Regions from separate parts of the Homo sapiens genome. Here regions 2, 3 and 4 are each linked to region 1. Evidence: chromatin contacts called from ENCODE Hi-C or POLR2A ChIA-PET data. All regions are on one chromosome and are shown on one strand. Each heading gives the region's core, a stretch centred on a gene start or an enhancer-like site at or near the end of the contact. The rest is flanking DNA. Distances are from core to core; before and after follow the strand shown.

The links. A loop is a pair of places that touch in the nucleus more often than their neighbours do. ChIA-PET counts read pairs that join two places held with the same protein, here RNA polymerase II (POLR2A). Pooled maps may share reads with other maps.
Region 2: a map with no recorded cell type shows a loop between it and region 1 (7-fold over the local background). The contact joins two enhancer-like sites. A Hi-C loop is called at or near these places in 3 of 37 single-sample maps with no recorded cell type and 2 of 50 pooled maps. POLR2A ChIA-PET finds 5 or more read pairs at or near these places in 1 of 52 experiments (T-cell).
Region 3: a loop to region 1 is called in a map with no recorded cell type, with 12 times the contacts of the local background. The contact joins two enhancer-like sites. A Hi-C loop is called at or near these places in 18 of 37 single-sample maps with no recorded cell type and 6 of 50 pooled maps. POLR2A ChIA-PET finds 5 or more read pairs at or near these places in 1 of 52 experiments (T-cell).
Region 4: a pooled map shows a loop between it and region 1 (4-fold over the local background). The contact joins the promoter of CREB5 here to the enhancer-like site in region 1. A Hi-C loop is called at or near these places in 1 of 37 single-sample maps with no recorded cell type and 13 of 50 pooled maps. POLR2A ChIA-PET finds 5 or more read pairs at or near these places in 1 of 52 experiments (H1).

Annotation. Positions count from the first base shown.
Region 1 is chr7:28,152,725-28,157,842 of GRCh38, reverse strand. All of the region lies in intron 1 of JAZF1 (JAZF zinc finger 1), which reads left to right. Among named protein-coding and RNA genes, the nearest start is that of JAZF1-AS1, 25 kb to the left of the region's middle. Within about 2 kb of position 2,124, at least 3 of the 41 ENCODE cell types and tissues checked have a DNase peak (open chromatin) inside an H3K27ac peak, as active enhancers do.
Region 2 is chr7:28,506,768-28,511,885 of GRCh38, reverse strand. CREB5 (cAMP responsive element binding protein 5) reads right to left here. Exons shown (of 11, transcript NM_182898.4): 4 at 4,149-4,270. Among named protein-coding and RNA genes, the nearest start is that of CREB5, 97 kb to the right of the region's middle. Within about 2 kb of position 2,030, at least 7 of the 41 ENCODE cell types and tissues checked have a DNase peak (open chromatin) inside an H3K27ac peak, as active enhancers do.
Region 3 is chr7:28,478,509-28,483,626 of GRCh38, reverse strand. The region is part of intron 1 of CREB5 (cAMP responsive element binding protein 5); the gene reads right to left. Among named protein-coding and RNA genes, the nearest start is that of CREB5, 69 kb to the right of the region's middle. Within about 2 kb of position 2,451, at least 2 of the 41 ENCODE cell types and tissues checked have a DNase peak (open chromatin) inside an H3K27ac peak, as active enhancers do.
Region 4 is chr7:28,409,850-28,414,967 of GRCh38, reverse strand. It overlaps CREB5 (cAMP responsive element binding protein 5), which reads right to left and starts at 2,450. Exons shown (of 11, transcript NM_182898.4): 1 at 2,051-2,450. The coding sequence starts at 2,053. RefSeq lists an enhancer at 2,364-2,453.

The DNA of each region.
Region 1 (5,118 bases), core at 875-3,374:
CAGTACTAAACTCAAACCGTGTCACACCAAAATGTGATTTTGTGTATGTAGGTGCATGAGTTAGCATTACATGCTAAGCTTCATTAACAGGGACCCTGAAATCAATTGTTTAAAAGAAGATAAAAGCTGTCTCTGTCACGAATGGAAGTAGACTGTGGTTCAGGGTGGATAGTATGTCTCCTCCACGAAGCTGTCTAAGGATGGGTTCCTTCTGTCTTGTGTCATCTTCCCATCGGGCAGGGGTTGGCAAATTGCTGCCCTTGGGACAGATTTGGCCTGTCTCCTGTTTTTGTACAGCCCGCATACTAAGAATAGCTTTTACATTTTTAAATGGTTGGAAAAAATGTGAAAATTATTTGCAACTCAGATTTCACGTCCATAAATAAAGTTTTATTGGAACACAGTCATACTCCTTATTTTTATACCGTCTGTGACTGCTTTTGTGCTGCAATGGCAGAGTTGAATAATTGTGATAGAGCTGATAGGGCCCACAAAGCCAAAAATATTCACTGTCTGGCTCTTTACAAAGGAACTTTGCCACCTTCTACTCTAGGCTGTGGTCCTGACTCAGTGCTTGAGGCCAGCCTCCTCTCACTTTGTCTGCTTATCAGCCTGTGGGAAGAGGGACTTAGTGGGCACACCTAGCTGTGGGGGTGCTGAGGAGATCAGTCTGCAGCTGGGCAGCCATTTGCCCAGCAGACACTCTGGAGGTTCTGCTATTAAAAGGAAGGAGAGAGGAGATTGAGTTACATTGAGCAGACCACCACAGGGGCTGTGTGCATGCACATGTATGTATGCTTTCAGAATCCACTGTGGTTGGTTGAAGGATATCGAAGGTCATCTTAATGGATATTGAAGACTGTCTTTATTTATACGTAGTATGGAGTCCGGTATAAACAAATATGGGAAATGTAGCATATGATGGAAGAGAAGGTATTTATCTGCCCTTTGATTCATGCATTCATTCAATGACTGTCTCATAAGAATGATTTCCCCCCTTGCTTGGTAGTGTTCTAGTTCTAGGATCTGAATTTAAATTTCTTGGTGACGTACTCTTGCTTATAGAGCAGTGGTCTCCAAGAGTGGTCTCTGGACAAGCAGCAGCAGTATTTTCTGGATTATTGTATTAGATGTGCAGATTCTCAACACTGTGTCCTCTTGCCCCACACCTACGAAATCAGAAACTATGGGGCTGAGACCCAGCAATTTGTGTTTCAACAAATTCCCAGGTAATTTCAATACACTCTTGGGAACCTCTGCTGTAGAAGATGTAGCGTTAATTCATAACTATAATGAGCGAATGGTCTTCTCTCTTCACTGAATGAACATTTTGTGCTTTCTGGGGAATCAACAAACATTTTCTCCACTTACCTAAACTTCTTATCAATAGTCTCTTGTACTCAGAAAATGTACACAAGTCAAAATAGACAAATCATATTTTGGCTCCACATTTATTCTAGCAGACAGTGGCAGACTCTGCCAAAGCCACGAAGTGACTCCCCATGCAATTGGCCAGGTGACCACCACCACCACACAGAGCAATCTCAGTCCTTGACTGGTTCCTCTGTGTGAAAAGGGGCCTCTACAGCCTTGACCCAGTGACTTTCAGATTCTGAGGAAAACAGACGCTTGATGCCTGTCCAAAGTAAACAGAGCCAAGAGAACCTTTCACAAGCCTGGTTAAGGATCGATGGTTCCACCCAAATGATTTAGATGATTTGGTGTTTAAGTATGTTGTTGCATAACTCTTGGCAGCCAGAGATACCAGTGTGCTGGAGTGAGTGGCAATTTGGATTGAATGAATAAGGTATCTATCAAGGGTGTATGTATATGTACATACCAGCTACTGTGATTTGGACATTACCTACATTAGCTTATGTAACCTCATAGACACCTTATCAGGTAGGTACCCTTATACCCTTAAGATAATTTTCCAGATCAAAAAGCAGAGGCATTGTGAGGTTAATTTGCACAAGATCATCTTCCCAGGAAGAAGCAGGGTTAGAATTTGGACCCAGGTATTTGGTTCCTATACTTCCCATGTGCGCGTGCACACACACACAGACACACACATACATTCTGTGCTGTCACAGCCTAGATGTGGTTGTTTCTCTTGGTCTCTTCTGCATGGGTCATTTCTTGTATGATAATTCTGAATTTAGGTGGAGGTTGTAGTTGCTGAATGGGCATGGGTGGCCAGGCCCTCCATACTGTGTTCAGTACCTTTGATGATTAACTCTGAAAGGGAAGAAAGGATTACTTAGTGCAGGCCAGAGAGCTGTAAAAGGTTCCTAAATTACTCATTTCCCCTCTGAATTTCTCCTCTTGCCTCGAAAACTAAAACACACTTTATAGGGGAAGAATGAAGACCGTATAACTCTGTGGCAGCACAGTTTGGTAATTAATGGACTTGTGCCTCTATCAGAAGAGTGATGTATTATTCCAGAGCCCTGTAGAATGAGTTAAACTGAGAGTGAATTATTTGGTTTGACTGATGTGTACAGTAACTGAAGATAGTTTATTAGTGGGCCAGGTTTTAATCTTCTCTCAAAATGAGTTCTCCTCATATTCTGCACAACTGCCCAGTCTCTTTCATGCCCTGAAATTGAGTAAAAGGAGAAGGTGCTAAAATGGTTGAAACAAGAAGTGAAACCTTCTGTTTCATCATATGTTCCAGAAAATATACAGTGTGTTTTTACTGCAGCCTCCTTTCCATCCCCCCTCCCAATCATTTTCATTAGTGACTGATGTGATTGCAGAGTGGTTTGGTGGGGAAAAGTACTTGCAACCAAATTTAGTAAACCGCAAGCCAATTTTATTTTTAGTTTTAGTGAGCAAGGGCAGATAGCAATTGCAAATATCTTACTGTATCTACTTCTAAGCTTTTACTTTTCTTTTTTTTTAATGTTTTGCCTTTTTCTCTCCCTAGTATGTTTTGTCTATTTTGAATATAATTGTTTTTAGGAGAAAAGGCCATTTTTTCCTTCTATCATTGAGAGCCCCCTTTTTTTTTCAATATTGTAGGCATCATCTTAGTAGGAAATAGAATATATTTATAATCAATGATGTTACAGAAATTTTGAAACTGAGAAATTAAGTACCATAATTAATAAAAGGTAGGAATAGGGAATCATAAATAATTATTTAGTATTAATTGTCAGCAGCAGCCTAAGGTTGCTCAGTGATAGATTAATAAGATCAAGCAGAAAAATAAAGGATCCCATTGGCCAGAGAATGTGAGTGGAATTCCTTTTTCACCTGTATGGCACAATGGTTGGCATTCAAGAGACATTCAGTAAATGTGGTTTGGTTAGTTAGTTGGTTGATTGTTGAATAAATGTTTGAGTCCTGCACTCACTCCAGAACATCAGACTATTGGATATGAGGTTAAGTTTGACCAGAGGATCTTGAAGAGGCTGTATAATGATCATATCTTAAGTACTAGAAGAGTCATTAGTGGTCTCAAACCCATCTGCTCTACCCATTGGAGACTTCTGTAGGGACCCTGACAGTGGCCCTCTGCCATGCTTGAACATTGTGATCACTAAGGGCTTATTTCACATCAGCTTATTTCAGGTCTATTCTGTTGCTGGACAGCTTAGATTATGGGATCAACTTGTGGGATTGTAGCAAAAGCTCATCTGCGCTTTGCAGATTCTTTCTTAAATAGTCATATAAGCCAGTTACCCTCATGGGTTGGGATGGGAGGGGGTCAGTCAAGGAGGACAGCAGTCCCCAAAACTTCGGGGAGGCTTTGTTAGGGGCCATCTTCATGTGTACCTCTTCATCCCATTATGAAAGTACCCAGGGACTGAGAATTCTTGGCATTTCCCAGTGTTCTCCCTGGATTTTTCATAGTGAAGTTTTGATAGGGACTTCTCTTAGAGTCTCATGATAATTGTTCCAGGGGGAGGGGGTAGAGGGGCAGGTAGGTGGAGGGCAGGAGAGGATACATGTTTTGCAAACAGTTCTGAGCTGCAGACATCCCAAAGCACCCCTAATAGAGGTATGGATTTCTGGGTATGGTGAGTGGTAACCCCACCGTGGTCATTGCCAGACCACATCAATTCTGATTGTCATATTCAATGAAATAAGTCTCTGTAGAAAGGCTATCAAGAAATGAAGGCTCTGGAAGCCATGAATGAGGAAGAGAAGAGGGACTGGTAATGCTTAGCTTGGTGAAGAGAACATAGTTCCAGATATGAGGAGGGCTGTCAAGAAAGAGGGAATAGGTTTGTTCAGTATGGCTGCAGAGAGTGAGACAGTTAGAATGGAGATGGCTATGGGATAGGTTTGCCTCAGGTAGAATTTCCTGGTATCGTCATCTAGAACTGAACAATCCTTTTTTTGTTTGGTTTTGTTTTGGTCTTTGCCTTTTTATTATAGTTGGGAAAAACCTGCAATCTGGTTATTAATGAAAATTTCCCCAATAGAAGTTACTCACTTTTTTGAATAATCATATTCTAAATATAGACTTTAGGAAAATAAATTTATAAAATACATTGTTGCTAATTTTTTTTTTTAGTGGAAGTGTGATGCTTTTTATCATTCGCAAAGAGCCTGATGCTTACATTTCATTAGTTTTATTTCAGCAAACATTTTCTGAGAGCCCACTTCCTGGCTGACAGTGTTAAGAACTGTATGCTCCAAGATGAGCAAACCAAGTAGTGTACCCTTGGAGAGTACTAGTGGCCCCACACTGCTCATAGGGCCATAGTGGAGGTGCTGATTCGAGGGAGAAATTATAATGAACTGGACATTGGTCTCTGGAAGTTGGAAATTACCTAGACTGCTCAACAAACCTTTTACATGATTTATAAATTTTAAAAATTCTCCCTAGAAACTAAGAAACTATATAATACGGCTTTGTGAAAATGCAACACCAATTTACACTGTTTTCAAAAACATGTAATCATAATAGTTATGAAAAAGTTGTAAAATTCAAATGTATTTCTGTGTATCTGTATTGGGTTATCTCTGTATCTTTCTTGTACTTTTTCCACTGCCATTTTTTGCAGTGTCCCCTTTTCAAACCTCCTACCTTCTTCCTTTTCCTGTCCTGTGTCAATAGACCTAGCTGAATTTCGCCTCTGCATAACTCATTCTTCAATCACTACT
Region 2 (5,118 bases), core at 781-3,280, 350 kb before region 1:
CAGCCACTGCTCTTCGATAGTTTGCTTTCAACTCAGCAGCCAAAGTGATCTTCCTAAGATGTAAGTCAAATCCTCTCACTTTTCTGCTCAAAACTGTCCTGGCTGGGCACAGTGGCTCACGCCGGTAATCCCAGCACTTTGGGAGGCTGAGGCGGGCAGATCACTTGAGTCCAGGAGTTTGAGACCGGCCTGGGCAACACGGTGAAACCCCATCATTACAAAAAATATGAAAAATGAGCCGGGCATGGTGGTGGGTACCTGTAGTCCCAGCTACTTGGGAGGCTGAGGTGGGAGGATCAACTGAGCCCAAGAGGTCGAGGCTGCAGTGAGCTGAGATTGCACCACTGCGCTCCAGCCTGGGCAACAGAGTAAGAACCTGTCTCAAAAAAAGCCCAAAAAATTGTCCTATAGTTTCCCATCTCACTCAGTTGAAGCCAAAGCCCCTTTACAAGGCCTCCCAGGATCTGCCCTCCCAGACCCGGATCTCTAGCCTTATTACACCCGCCTTGGGTCTCTTTGTAATTCCTCCAACACACAGAGCACCCTCCAGCCTCAGGCCTTTGCACTTATGTGCTTTCAGCTTGAAACATTCTTCTCCCCAGTACGTACCTGGTTCAGACCTCCTCCCACTTTGGGTCTCTGCTTGCACATCTACTAACCATCAATGCCTGCCTGACCACCCGCAGCATGCCCTGTGCCCCTTCCCTGCTATTCCTTTCTCCATCACACTTATCACCATCTGACATGTTATAGATTTTTTTTTCACATATTTATTGTTTCTCTTGCCCCCTAGAGGTAAACTACCTGAAGGCAGGTATTTTTGTTTGTTTTTTATCATCTTTATTCAGTGGTATATTCAACAATGCCTTGGACAGTGCCTGCCATGTGGTGGGCACTTGAAAATGTTTCTTGAATGAAAAATGATGAACAAAATTTCTTATATATTTCAGGATATGAACTAGTCTGAGTTCTAAGCCATTGGCAAGTTGACATTTATGATACCTGATAGTGAATTACAACATGCTTTTCTAAGGGGAAACAATTCTCTTATTAAAGATTTATGAGGTTATAAGCTTCTATTAATATGGAAATTGAGGCTATTATGGAACGTGTTGTCTGCTATGTATAGTATTAATACAGATAATGAGGGCTTTCTCCAGTGGACATAACCTGCTTACAGCCTGCGCTGATTCTATATACACATTGGGATGCTTCTGGAAAAGGATGCTGGGATTAGAGACAGAGTCTGTACAACAGACTTTTCCCCAATGGACAGCCACATGGGTCAAGTAAGGATCAATTCTCTATTTGCTCTTTAACAGAATTTTCTAGACCAACTGCAGCTAGAAGTTTTAAAGGTGGTGTGCAGAACCAGTCCAATCTTTCCAATATTTTTTGTGTAAGACACATAGAAAGTTCAAGCAAGAACTTTCTTTAGCCAAATTCTCCAGATAAATTAATCCATCTTCCACTTTACTAAAACCTAATGAGGGAACCAATGCAAGTCTAAAGACTCAGAGGAAAAGAAATCAGAAGACAACTAGAGATGTAGAATTAAAAAGAAATAATTGTCAGAATGTAGACCAAAAGGAAAAAGAAAAGAATACTAAAAAATGATAAGATAGGCACTGAATAAGAACCTGTGTTTCTGCTTTTTAAGCAGGGAAAGAAGAGCTGGGGTGGCAGGATGCCAAGGATGTTGACAGCTGGAAAAACCTGGTCAAAGGGGTAGGTAAAAGAATATTGTCAGGCGGGGGAGCATTATTCCTACTCCTCATTTCCCTGCCCTGTGACTTCCAAAGAAATGCCAGAGCCAAAGCCACCAACACAGCCGTCTTTGCTGCCAGAGGAGTCATTGTGGTTTAGCCCTCAAGACAATGCCCTCTCGTGTAACCATGGCCACCTGAGGCTGGATTTGGCCCCTCTGGTTTGAATGAGGCAAAGGAAGAAGAAGCCTCAACAGCCTGAATATTGTCCAGCTTCCCATGCGTGCAAGTGAGGCTGAGGCATGAGACGGCGGTGTCCTGAGATGCTGGCCCTAGACCATGGGGAGGCTGGCCGTTCCCCACCCACACACCTATCATGAAAGCATCACATGGCTATGAGCAACACTTAAAAGAGAGAAAATAACATGTTTCTACAGCTGCAATAGTTCCTTTTCTTACTTTGGTTGCTTAATTATTTTAATTTTTAAAATTTAATTATCTATACTCTTTTTCAACCCACAAGAAATTTAAAGCAACTCACGAAACATGTATAGCATGACAATGTTTTTTAAATTAAAAATCAGAACCAGAGAAAATATAAACTAGAACTGAAAGTCTGGTCTAGGGAGGAAGTAAAATATGCTCGTCACAATGTTCGAAAAGGTTTTCAAAGTTTAGCAGTAAACTTGGCTTTGTGTTAACCTGGCAGTCAAAGCGAAAAGAGAAACAGAACCAGTTACATGATTCTCATGTCCATAAGGAGAAAAATATTTCAGTTCCTCAGGGGAAGCAAACCATTTCCTGGAATTCAGATCTGCAAGAATTTCCTCACACAGGGCTTCATATAAGAAATCATGAATAATGCAATGGAGAATATCTAAAACCACACCCCGACCACGGGCTTCACGAAACTGTTCTTGGAAAAATGTCTTTAGTAAAATCAAGGGCACACACTTGAGGTAAAACCATTCTATCAGAAATGAAGACAATATGGATGAAATACACATCTTTCTTATAGTTCAGTTTAAGAAGCCAGCTTTGACTATCTTGAGGAATGAATGAACTTAATTCCTTAGTCTTCTACATACACATGTCTATCAAAAAAAAAATTTATTACTCAACCAAAGGAAGTTGACTAGATGATGAGAATTTCTTCCTCTCTTGCATGCTATTTTTATGGTTTTAAATATATATACATATACATTTCTATTGCAACAAAATATAGAATGCATGTCTTTTATTTTTATTAAGTTAATTTTTTAAAGTGCTCAGAACCTTATTATTTGGCTGGCAAATAATAGTTGCTATGTAAGTGCTTGTTTAAAAAAGAAAAAAGGCACTTCATATCCTTTGAGGGGGAGTGGAGGAGAGAGTCAAGCATGCATGATAAATTAATTATAAATAAGTAAAACGAGTTGACTGAGATTTTGTACCCCTCTTGTAAGCATCACTTATTTTCATGGTTTCTCCTGAAGCCATACAGGCTAAATACAAGCCCTTGACTATTATGACATGAGAATGTGACAGGAAAAATCTGGTGGAGGGGGGATTATTATAATTTCACATAGACAAGGACTAAAAGGCTTTGAAACACTTAGAGAAATATCAGAACCTTTTAAAATTTCTTTTCCGGATGGAACAGCTGGACTTCAGAATTCATTACTACCTAACTGGTCTTTCCTTTCAATCACCTTTCACATTTTGAATTTCTGTTCACAGACTGTATCTAATTTGTTTCTTAATACAATGTGGGCATTCAATAATGCTGTATAATAACAATGAACAAAATACCAAAAAGCATCCTCATCACATTGACTTGTGACCACCATCTCCTTTCATTATTCTTGTAAAGTGATTTTAAATTTCAGCACATTCCCATAAACACCGAATATATTCTTAAGGGTTTCACAAAATGATTTTCCTACATTTTTAAGAACAAATGATTCACAGTTGTACTCAACTTATTTGTCTCAGCAACAACAGATGTTCAATACTAGAACAAGGTAATATGACCAGGAAATAATTATGAATTTGGTGCAGAATGACTGGAAAGATTATCGAAAACAGACAGTTACAACATGGGCCAAAGTCTGATGAAATCCCCTCTTCTACCATGAAGATTACTCGCCTGTTCTCTCACCCATTGGCTCTATTCTTCTGCACTCACTGCTCACAAAAGGTTTGCTATTAAATACTTAGCAAAGTAAAACAGCTGATTGAGAATAGAAAAAATCTGTAAGTTTGACTAAATTTTTGATTTATCTAGCTTTGAATTCTGCCATAATCAAGGAGTAATCTTTTAAAAAAAATTAGACAAATACTCACAAATGGCTAAAATACTTCAAGGCCACATCAACACAATCTGCAGTGCAGTGCCACCTAGTTTCCTCGTGGAAGTTTCTAGCAGGACACCTCTCAAGGCGGCCATCCAAGCAAACCTACCCGCTTGCTGCTCTCCTCTTCCTGAGCCTTCCTGAACTCGTGCTCCAGGGAGCAGTCCAGCTCGCTGAAGAGGCCCACCTCCTCGCAGTTCTTCAGGAATCTCGTTGGGGTCGGAGTTTGATCTGAAAACAGAGTCGGAGAGCTCATAAATGGGTCTTTTTTCTCAAAAGCCAGTAGCAAGCATGAGCTAGATTCACTAATCCCCTCCCCTTGCCTTAATTAAAATGTCCACTAGCCATCCAGTCTCTTGGCCCTTTAAATAACATAACGATATGCAAGAAAATAAAACCGTAAATTCCGAAGCAGGAATACAGTAGACAGAAGGCTGTAGTCTGCGAGGGCTTTTGCTGAACTCCCTCCAGACAACTTCAGGAGATCTCACTCTCCACTTGTCTGAAGTCTGTACCATTTGAATACACATTGAAACATGTGGAATGACCCTTTTTCTTTCTATATTTATTTTGAACTTTAAAAAGAAAATGATTTTGCTAAAATAAGGCCAAAAAAAAATCTGACCCAATGTTAAGCCTGACTTCAGGGGGCTGGAAAGAAAAAGGATTTTGCAAATTCTTATAGTAAACAAAAAGAAACAAACAAGCATGTTAATTCATTTTTCTTAATGGAGAAAGAAAACTTAACAATTCTGTCTCTCTTTCTGAAAATCATAGAAGGATGATAAAAAGTTCCAAGTCAAACACATTCAGCTTTCATCCTTTAAAAATGTCATTATTAATTTTATTTTCCTTTGCTATAGCCAAAAAAAGAATGTTCTGCAAATGCTCTTTAAAAGGAAAAGAATTTCTTTCATATTTTTTACTTTCTACAGAGCTTTCTACTTATAAAACTGATGGAGCTGAAGCCACTATTTGTAGCTTAATATATATGCAGCATTTGCAGTTTATAAAGTATTTTCATACAATTCTTGAGAATCTAGATCTCACAAGATTCCATTAAATAGAAGGTAAGTAGA
Region 3 (5,118 bases), core at 1,202-3,701, 330 kb before region 1:
TTGGTTAGACACTGTCATAATTGTGGCAGATGCTGCCTCATCATTTAATATTTTCTAAACGGTACTCATTTTTGTTCCTCTTTTCCAAAATTCAGCATCAACAGTCAACTAGAAAAAAATGCCTCCTGATTTTAATTTCCTTCAAATTTGAGGAAGATAACAAAAAAACTCTGATAACAAATCCTAATAGCACATAAAGTGAGTTGAGGTTTTTCATGGTTGACAAAGAGATGACAAGCTTGATTTACAATTCAAACCCTCGACTGCCACTGGATTCCTCTGGCCTCGCAATGAGCAAGAATCTCTTTCATTGTTCAGTGTCTGACCCCACAAATTCCTGGTCTAAAATGGGAAATCGTCCACAATGTCTCATGCAATCCATTCAAATGCTTTGCCAGCCATTTAGGGATATACTTGGAAATACCATTTCATGAAAGGCAAACACTGCAAAAAGCAAATGATACTGAAACGTGGACAGCCTACACAATATACTGTAAATACCTATTGTAAACTTAAGGGTAACAACTAAGCCCAGAGGGGGGATAAATTGACATCATCTGGTTTGCTGTAATCAGCCAAGAGTGATGTTTGCCCATGTAAATTGTAGAAAGCCATTACTAATCCCTAGTTAACATCAAACTCTAATCTTAGTGGGATGGCACAAGTTTCCTCCATTCACAGCAGATGGACTCATACAGTGATATGGAATTTGCAATAATAAATAGTAAGACACTAAAAGGGCTGTTCTAATCTGAAAGCCTGGCATGTATTCTTATAAATACCAAAAGTTATGGGAACTTCAAACCTACAAACTGAAATCATGAGTATCAGTGAGCACTAACAATATGGCTGTGTCCCTGTCACCTCTGATATTGTTAACCTGGAAATGAATGCATTATAAATCTGAAAGGGGGGCTTGAATTTTATTCGTGATATTGACAACATTTATCAGCATTTATCACTCTCCTGTGAGTGTGGGAAGAGCCTTCTTGGCAGGACTCACACGAAACAGATCTTTCTGCTTTGTTGAGCTTATGAGACCTCAAAAGGTTTCTAGAGGAGGAAACTGGACCTTCCTGAAATACCAAAAACAGCTGGAAAACAGGAGCACCTTGAGTCAGTCACACTGTATGACACTCCACATCAATCCTGCTTTCTTCCTAGGAACAAATGTTGTTTATTAATTATATTAGTTAAGGCCATGGCCAATTTGCACTTCGTGTTTCTGAAACAAAGCAAATATTTATCTCAATACATCTGTCAGAAGGGCAAGGGGACACACACAATAATAACCCAACACACATTCACCAAAAACACACTCTCGATTTATTTTCTTCAAAGATGCCTGGTTCTACTTTCAAAGCAAGGATGCAGGTAGGTTATCCCCACATGTGGCTAGCTGTTGGGAAGGAATTGCATATGCAATTTGGAGCTAAGAATTTCTTTCTTTGGGAGGGATATTGCATCTTTCATTATCTTATTTGCTCATCTGCAAAACAGTGCCATTGTAGTAAAACACTGTAGAACAGGACCATTCAAAGAGGTATTATGTGAAAACATAACTATTGGAAGCTAACTGTAAATTAAGAGAAAAGTAAGTCCTCTGGATTTCAAATATATCTTTATTTTTCAAACCTGAATATTGTAACTTTCCACAGAAAAATAAACACCTTGAATTTCAGTCCAAGAAAATCAATTACTTTGTGTTTGTCTTGGTATCTTTCTGTGTGTCTGTGTGTGTCTCTCTCTCTTTCTGTGGGCATCTTCCCTCTGTCTCTTTGCATGTCTATTTCTCCATGTGTGCCTTTCTCTCCTCTCTTTGTGTGTTTGTCTCCTTATGTCTGTCTGTCTGTCTCACACAGACACATGCATATACTCATTTTATCAGTAGTGTTCTTACCAGCGTTACTGGTGAAAGGATCTTGTGGTCTTGTTTCCTGTTGCAGTGTTATTCTTGAAGCGGGCTGCAGTCAGAATCTGAATTTCATTGGGCTATTATTATTTGCAGCTGTGTGACCTTTTTAACCCTGCTTTAAAAGTGACATTTCAGCCCTCAAGCTTGAAACGCCTGAATGCTACAAGGTTTTCAAACCAGAGATTTACACAGGGAACAAGACCAAGAGTGGGGCTGTACCTTATAAGTGAACATTTCACCAGAACTTGGCGTGAAGAGGGTGTGTTCCTGGGCAGTTTAGAGCCAGTAGTCTCCCCCAGAAGGCCTGAACTTGACACATAACACTGCGGTTAAATATTACTATTCTGTTCAAACCAGAAGAATATCCCTGTTCTTCAAAGATATTTGCCATCCCCTGGTATCCCAAAAGCTCAGAATCCTACAACCTGAATCACAGCCCCCTTTGGGATTGCGTCACACTTTATATTATGCTTAGAGGCTGTCAGAAGTTCCCTTCCAATGAGGCCCACTGCTCCCAGGAGGAAGGATTTCCAAACAGCTTTTGTCTCTGGAAACTAACCCGGGTCTTACTTCCCAGAGGGGGCCGTAACAGGAGAGAGTGCTGGGGGCTCACGTCCTCTCACGTACTTCTGCAGAGGTTTGTGGTTTTATTTATGTGGCGTTTATGCTGTGTATAGGAAAACATTCCAGTGGGATTGGGTTTTCATATGTTAGATTCCTCTTTCTTTCTTTTTTTTAAATTTTCCATATGTTTCTTTAGATAGGAGGTCTTTGTTCAAAGTTACTGGCTAATTCTGATTTTTGTTTCACATAATCCTGTCTTATAGCTTTCCTCTCTATGGGTTCAATAGTTCAGAACATACTTGGTAATAAGCACTTGTGTGAAGCATGAGAGGTGCAATGTTGAGTAAGTCGCTGAATGCGTATGAACCGCATTTAGGTCCTTGTCCCCTTGTTACCATGCAGTACAATATACTTTCTTGCAGAAGACATCACATCTCTAAAACAAAAGTTTATTTGACATGTGTGTGGTTAACAAAATACAAGTGTAGAGATTCTTAGGTTTTGAAGGAAATATTGAATGTAACCAAATAATTTAGCTTGTTTCTAATGGGACTAAACATATAACCTCAGAAAACATGCTGACTGGTGGCAAACTCTCTTCCTTTTTACCTGCTCTCACTGTGCACAAAAAGGAAAGAAAACAAAAAAGAAAAATTAGAACAAAACATAGCCAAGGTTTAGGTCGACCCTGTCATCTCTATTTTTCCAGAAAAGAAAGTATTTCATTGTCATTTAAAATAACTGCCCCCATGAACTCCTGAGAGAAAAGACTATGATAGCAACGAAATTCAGTGCAAAACTGGATCTATTCTTCATACTGGTGGAAAGCAGCTTGCCTTTTGGAAAATCTAAGAAAAAGGTCAGCAGTATAGTTTTCTCTTCTCCCTTTGTGCCCTACTACAGTAAAATTTGCCTCTTTAGAATTGGAACACGTTCCCAAATGGTACTACTCTGCCTCTAGATAGATACTTTTTAATGCAGTTTGAGTGCATTTGATTTTTAAACAATTTTCATGTAAAATAAATATCTTTAAATATTCTTAAGAGTCACAACTTTTTAGTCTAGTCTTAGTTTTCTTTTCACACATGCAGATGATTTTTATTGGATAATGTGGGGGGGGGGAGGTTTTGGATTTTTATTCTAGATAAGTATCTATATCTTCAGCAACAATATACATTTGGTCCACCCAATGTACGGGCTGAAGTCATACTCAAAACATCTGAAAATGTGTCTTTTTCTGCATGAATGTGAGCTACCACATGTGAGACTGCATCAAGCCCAGTGATGCCCAAGCCAGACCACTCTGCTTTCGGCGAAACCAGGAAGAGACTATTTCATCTTACTATTAACTCCTATGATTACCACTACTGACTTCCTCTTGAAAGACATTTGAGAATGATGGTATCATACTGGGTGCTTTTTTCCCACGACCCCAGCAGAAAGCTGGGGCATTCCCAGGTTGTATTCTAAAGTAGCCAGCAGTTGTGTTCTGAGCCTGAGACAGCTCACGATGTCCGTTGAACACAGGGTAAAAATATACCGAAGCCTTGATTCAGATTCCTCACACATTCTGCTTCAAATGTCAAGTGTGTGAACATTTGACAGTACTAGGAGGTCACTTAAAGGCCATGTTAAGGCAAAAATCTCATGCCATCTGAAGATTCTCTCATCATTCGAACAAGGTTCTCTTTCTAAATGTTAGCAAAAGGCACATTTCATCTGCCTGCCTAGAAAAGGCATCATTTCCTTGGGTGGCCCAGTAAGGGGATTTGGAAATACGTGAAACCAATTATTGTCTGCTATTATTAGAAGGGGGTCACCCTGGCATTTAGTGGGAAGGGGCCTGGGATATGGGATATTCTGCAATGCACAGAATGACTGGTTCTGTGCAACACTGGAGTCTCCTGATCTGATAGCCAATAGTGTGGCTTCTGCAAGAATAATTAGAGTATAAGTACCCACAACTGCCTCGCCCATGCCACCCAGTTTAGGGTAAAAGGCAGATTAAGAATAACACAACAGGATGAGTGAGACAATGAAAACAAAGACCACATACAGAAGAGGAGATGAAAGGAAGGGACTAAGTGCGTCCCCACCTCTTTATACTTTCCCAAGAGCTCTGAAAAACTCGGGCAAAGTTAAGCTTATGACAAGGCCAGATTCAATGCCAATTAAAACTTTATGAATATTCAAAAAAGTATGTGAAATTATCATTCCCTGTCAGTGTGAGGGAGGGCTGGGGTCTGTTGCCAACATTTAAGCTAAGCATAAGCATACCCTTGCAGGTTCAGTCCATAGAGGAGAGAGATGACTAAGCTGGTATCAATTAGGGTGGCTTTTTCTGGGTAAATTATCTGGTTTGGCCACCTACAGCTCCCACTGTCCAGATAACTTAACCTTTATCTACAGCAGTGTTGACTCAACAGTAGCAAAAGAAAGAGTTGCCCCAACATACAAATATATCTCCTACTCCAATGCCTTACCACTTGTGATAATTGCCTTGTTGATTTTCTATTATTACTGAGAGGACAGCTCCATCATAGAGAATGTGTTTTCCTTTCTTTTTTTATACTTAAATAGAAAACATCACAAGCTTCTAAATTCTGCTTTAACGTTGCTGGCACCATTAGCCCTCCGCT
Region 4 (5,118 bases), core at 1,201-3,700, 260 kb before region 1:
AATATTGAAATGTCAATATAATATCTTTTATGGGTTCAAGAATTTATCCTAAACTTTATCTTTTACTGTGACAGTCCCAGAGTCCTCAATAAGAGCTTCAAAAATTTTAGTGGGGTTTCTGGAAGAGTGCTATCACTATCTGGAAATTTCTAAAAGGCTTCTCTCTTTTTATAAAAAAAAAAATTCCTATGTTAAATCTATGATTTGTGATTCTCAACAATGGAATACTAATGGATACTCAAAAAACACTAATTGCTCATTTTTTTCCTAATTACGAAATGTAATAATTCTTTAGTGAAAACATTAAACATGATGTCATTTTTAAAGTGCCAGACTTTGTATTTAAAGCATTGCCACAAAATAGATAGCTTACTTATTTTACAAATAGCAACACAAAAAGGGTCTTCTGTGTCTTTAAGTCTGTTTAGCATATCTGAAAGTGCTTCTTCCTCACACTTAGATATTTAAGGCAATTGCCCCCCAGTTTATTACCTTATCTCAATTGTATAATTTTCTTAAATAGAATTCAGAGAAATAGTCATAGATTTAAATTTTTAAACACTAATTAAGCATTGGTTGATTCCCATAATACAGCTGGTAGTCAAAGTGGACAAGATAATGAATTGACTGAGATCACTGTTCCATCTTCATCCAAGAAAGCTGCCTCTAAAAAAAAAAAAGACCTTAAATTGCTGTAGAAATCCAATTTGTAAGAAGCAAAAGAAGCATATAGATGGGAAACACCAGCCAGGATCACATTAATTTTGTGACTAACTGCATTGCTTAGAAGAAGAAGAAGGAGAAGGAGAAGGAGAAGAAAGAAAAGATGACAAAAATAATAAGTCCACTCAAATCCCAATTTTAATCCAACAACATAACCAGAAGAAAATGAACTACAAATACAAAGTTCACATCTTAGTGATCTAGTGAACACTACACACCGACAAAATAATTTTTAGCTTAGTAAGAAGTAAACTCCAATGACAAGAAAATATTATAGGATTGTGATACCTCATTGCTAAAAAGTAGATTATAGTAAGAAATTGGGAGTCTAGGAACTTGCCATCATGGAAACTCCATGATTGATTGGTTTTGAATGTGCAGGTGTGGGAAACTGACAAATCATTGTAACAAAAATCTTAAACTTACTAGAATTGAAAATCTATGCAGGAAAAGTCTCTGTGACAAACTACCATTCATTTAGCCACCTATTCAAATAAAAGCTGTGACATAACAGAGATCTAGAAATAAGGGCATGGTTTCCAATTTTTTGTTGGAATGTTCTAATAAACTATCTTCTCAGGTATCAACTATATAAGGTCACGACTGACCGCTAATTGACAGGCAATTTATCGGCACCAGCAATTTACATTAAAAATAGTGGGCTTGGAGATATTTTCAAATATGTTTACTATGAGTTAAGTTGAAAAATAAAAACCACTATAATCAGTAAGGATTTAAAAATAAGAGATCCATATAAAATGCTATAAGCAAAGGAAAATGAGAAACATTTCTGGGGAGACACAAGTGAGTTTTATTATACTTCTTCTTTTAAGTTTTAGAACTAAAGTAATAGTTGATATTCAACCCATAGAATCATCCTTCAGGGGCATACACATCTAGGTTTGAATGCGGAAAACTGTTTTATTGTTTTTTTTTAATTTTTAGGTTTCTTTTTCAAGAACTTTCTTATTAAAACTTAAATACTTATTGAAGTGATTCATGAAACCTCACAGAAAGGGGAATTCATGCTTGACACATTACTTAACATGCTCCATAGCTTCCCCACTGTAGTTCATATGCTTCTGAACATATTTTACCTGGGAAATAATAGTCTTATTCACACACACACACACACACACACACACACACACATCCTTCCACATAAAATGCTATAAGTCCCAGGAAACTGACAAAAGCAACATTAAAATTTTGTGCAAAATCTAAACTCCATTTCTGAATTCCATCTATGAAAATACAACATTGGTTCTATTTAACTAAGTGCAAAGTTTTCTCTCTGTTTAATATGCATAATAAACATCATCCTTACCATTATCTGTAGAATAAAAGCAGCAACGTGTTGCTTCCTGCAGTCACCAAATCAAGTTTTTTCTTCCTTTCTTTCTAGTAACTTCTGTTTCACCAGCAAGATTAGGAAGAAAATAAGTCTTGAGTATTTGCCTCAGTATTTCAGACCAGAAGATAGTGAAACTAGCTTTTAGTAAAAAGAACAGGTCTGGTATTTTACAATTACTTCTGCAACCCAGAGGTACCTCCTAGACTCTGGTACCTCCCTCGTTCTCTAAGTTTCTTTTAGTAATGAGACTAATTTTTCCAGTAGTCTTGAACTCCCTAGATTTAACTGACATGGAAAATGTGACTAAAAATTTGTGGAACTGTCTAGCCTCCAACCCTACACAGAATCAACTTTGTTGTAAATGTTGAAGAACACCTCGCAAGCAGCTACATGCTCAGTTTATACTCCTGCGCTACGCAGCAGAGAACACCAAATAACAGTGCGCCATCTAGTTAGCAAGCTGCAATCTCCATGCTAGAAGGGGGGACACTTTCAAACCCTGGGAGTTAAGAACTTGTCAGGGTTCAGCTGCTCTAAAGGTCCAATTGTTTGTTTAAATAAAAAAAAATATCGCTACTGAGATAATCCACATCTAGTGGATATGGGAAAATTTAGGTTATAATGGCACTACAAACTTTTACATCTAACTTTGATTTACAAGATAAAAGCAAGTTTTAAATTAAAAGGGCTTTCTGTTAATAGAGCTTATTATTCTGAAGACGGGAATGATTTTCTTCGAAAGTTGTCCCTGGGTGCATGCCTATTATCTTTGCTTTTCCCCTTCCACTAATGAGCATTTATCTAAAGAGCCTGTTAATCCTCTGATGTGTGCTTCTGGTCAGAGGTAACAGTTTGAATAAAACCACTAATCACTGATCACTAAATCACTGATCATTAATCACACTTTCCAGTGCCCATGACTGGGCCATTTTTTTTCCTTTAAGTCTATGCATCACAAACAAGAAGTTCAACATTTTCGATGCACATATATTGTGTGGAGGTTACACTATTTCATCTCTAGATGTGAATAAATACTAAATCCTGCCACAGACTTGGGGAAGGATGTCAATTAGACCCCAGACAGGAGTTTCACAAATGCCTACCCTACAGCATGGCTTTCGCTTTGAAGAAAGTAGATCTAATTATAAGAAAACATGTGTTCTTCAAGAAATTCCCACATATTTGCAATATAAACTTTTCTTTATTTAGTTTTCACCAACTCCAAATCAGGGACCACTCCAATCCCCTCTCTCCCTCTATCCAAAACTCTGTTAATACTTTTTTAAATTTAATTTCTGCTGCACACCTCCCTCACGCCCCCACCCCCCCACCCCCCACACCGAGGGTTCTTTTTACTTTGATCCCTTGCAACAAGTCATACACAGGGTCTTTATTTCAACTGCCAGATACGGAGGTTCTGACTCAGTTCAATGACTTACGTATTCGACTTCCTCTTTCAACATAGAAACTTAAGGTTAAGAGCTAGAAACTAACGCACGCAGCAATTTATTGTATGGAAGTTTAGGTTCAACGACTCACATTCCCTCACTTTGGAAATGAAACGTTTAGTCTTGATCCTTTCAGCTAAACCTGATTTTGTCAGCATCCCTCTTCTGCTAAAGGGCAGGCACTACGTAAAGTGAAATACTTTGTTTGCAGTGGGTGTATTGCTTTCCTAAGTCACCACCACGAGGACAGAGTATTATCATAACGCTTGCAAACATTTCCTGATTTGCCTTTTCTATCAGGACTAAGCATTTTCGCCCTAGAGGAGAAGGCTTACTGGTGCCTTTCTTAAATAATACAAAAGGGCGGATTGCGCGCTGATCAGGTACAGTGGTCCCCTCAGACCCCAGAAGCTTTTACCCACACTCCAGGGACCGTGCTCGCCCCAGGGAAAGCTGTAAAAAGGCGGGGGCGGGGCTAGAGTGATAACGGTGTAGACGGGGGAGTGGTGGAGAGGGAGGGGCTGGGAAGAGAGGGCAATAAAGATGCCCAGGGAGCCGGCGATTGCACGAGTGTGTTGTGGGGAGGGTAGGGGGATGCAAAGCAGAGTTGCTTTGTCAGCATTCTAAGCTCCTGAACCCTTGAGGAGCTCAAGCCGTTAATCAAACACTTACTGGCCTGCAGAATGACGTAATGGACCTGTATCCAGTCTTTATTCCTTGACACATGTCAGAGAAGGAGGGAAAAATAAAAATCAAACACATTCTGCAGACTGACAACGAAATATACAAGTAGCCCGCTCCAGTCCCCGGCCTTGAGCAAGCATCAAGTGGGGGCGGCACCGGTCCAGGGAAAGTTGGGGATGGGGGTGAGAGTGTGGACAAGGTCTAGGGCTTTATCTACCAGACGCCCCTTAAAAATAAATCTATGGCAAAGAAGAAGCGGGATGCAGCTGCTGAGAGAAAACATCTCCTTGGTTCCTTCCTTCGCATCTTGCCCCTCTAAGAACTTCGTGAAAAGTTCAAGTGATTCTGCCGAGAATCTGCCGCAGGGGGAGACTCCGCCGCCAGGTCTTGGGAATTGCCTGGGCGCCGCCAAAGCTCGAGCCGGAGCTGTCATTTGGGGCAGCGGCCGGGAAGAGGTAACGATGCCAGCAAGAAAGCAGCGGAGGCAGGAGGCGGCCGGAGGAGTGGACTGGAGCGGACGGAGCCTCGCCGCTCTCCAGCCCGGAGCGCCTGGAGCGAAAGCCAAGCGCCCTCCGAGGGCGACCTCCCCTCCCCGGGCGCGCGCCCACCCGCTGCAGCCGGCAGCCCGGCGGGAGAGGTGGCAGCTGCAGCTCCGCACCGGGGAGAGCGAGCCCCCTGCGCGCGCGCCCACCCGCCCCCTAGGTGACCCGGCGTCCTCGCCGCGCCCGCTGGAAGTTTGCAAACTTTCTCCGGGGGTTCCGCCGCCACGCTGGGAAGCTGGGGACGCGGGGGGAGGTTCCTGGCTCGCCGTCTCCGCTGCCGCTTGACCGCACTTCTGGAGGGCTCCGCACCTTGCCAGGTCTCTGGAGGCAAACACACACCCCCGATTCATAACTGGTCCCCGCGTCA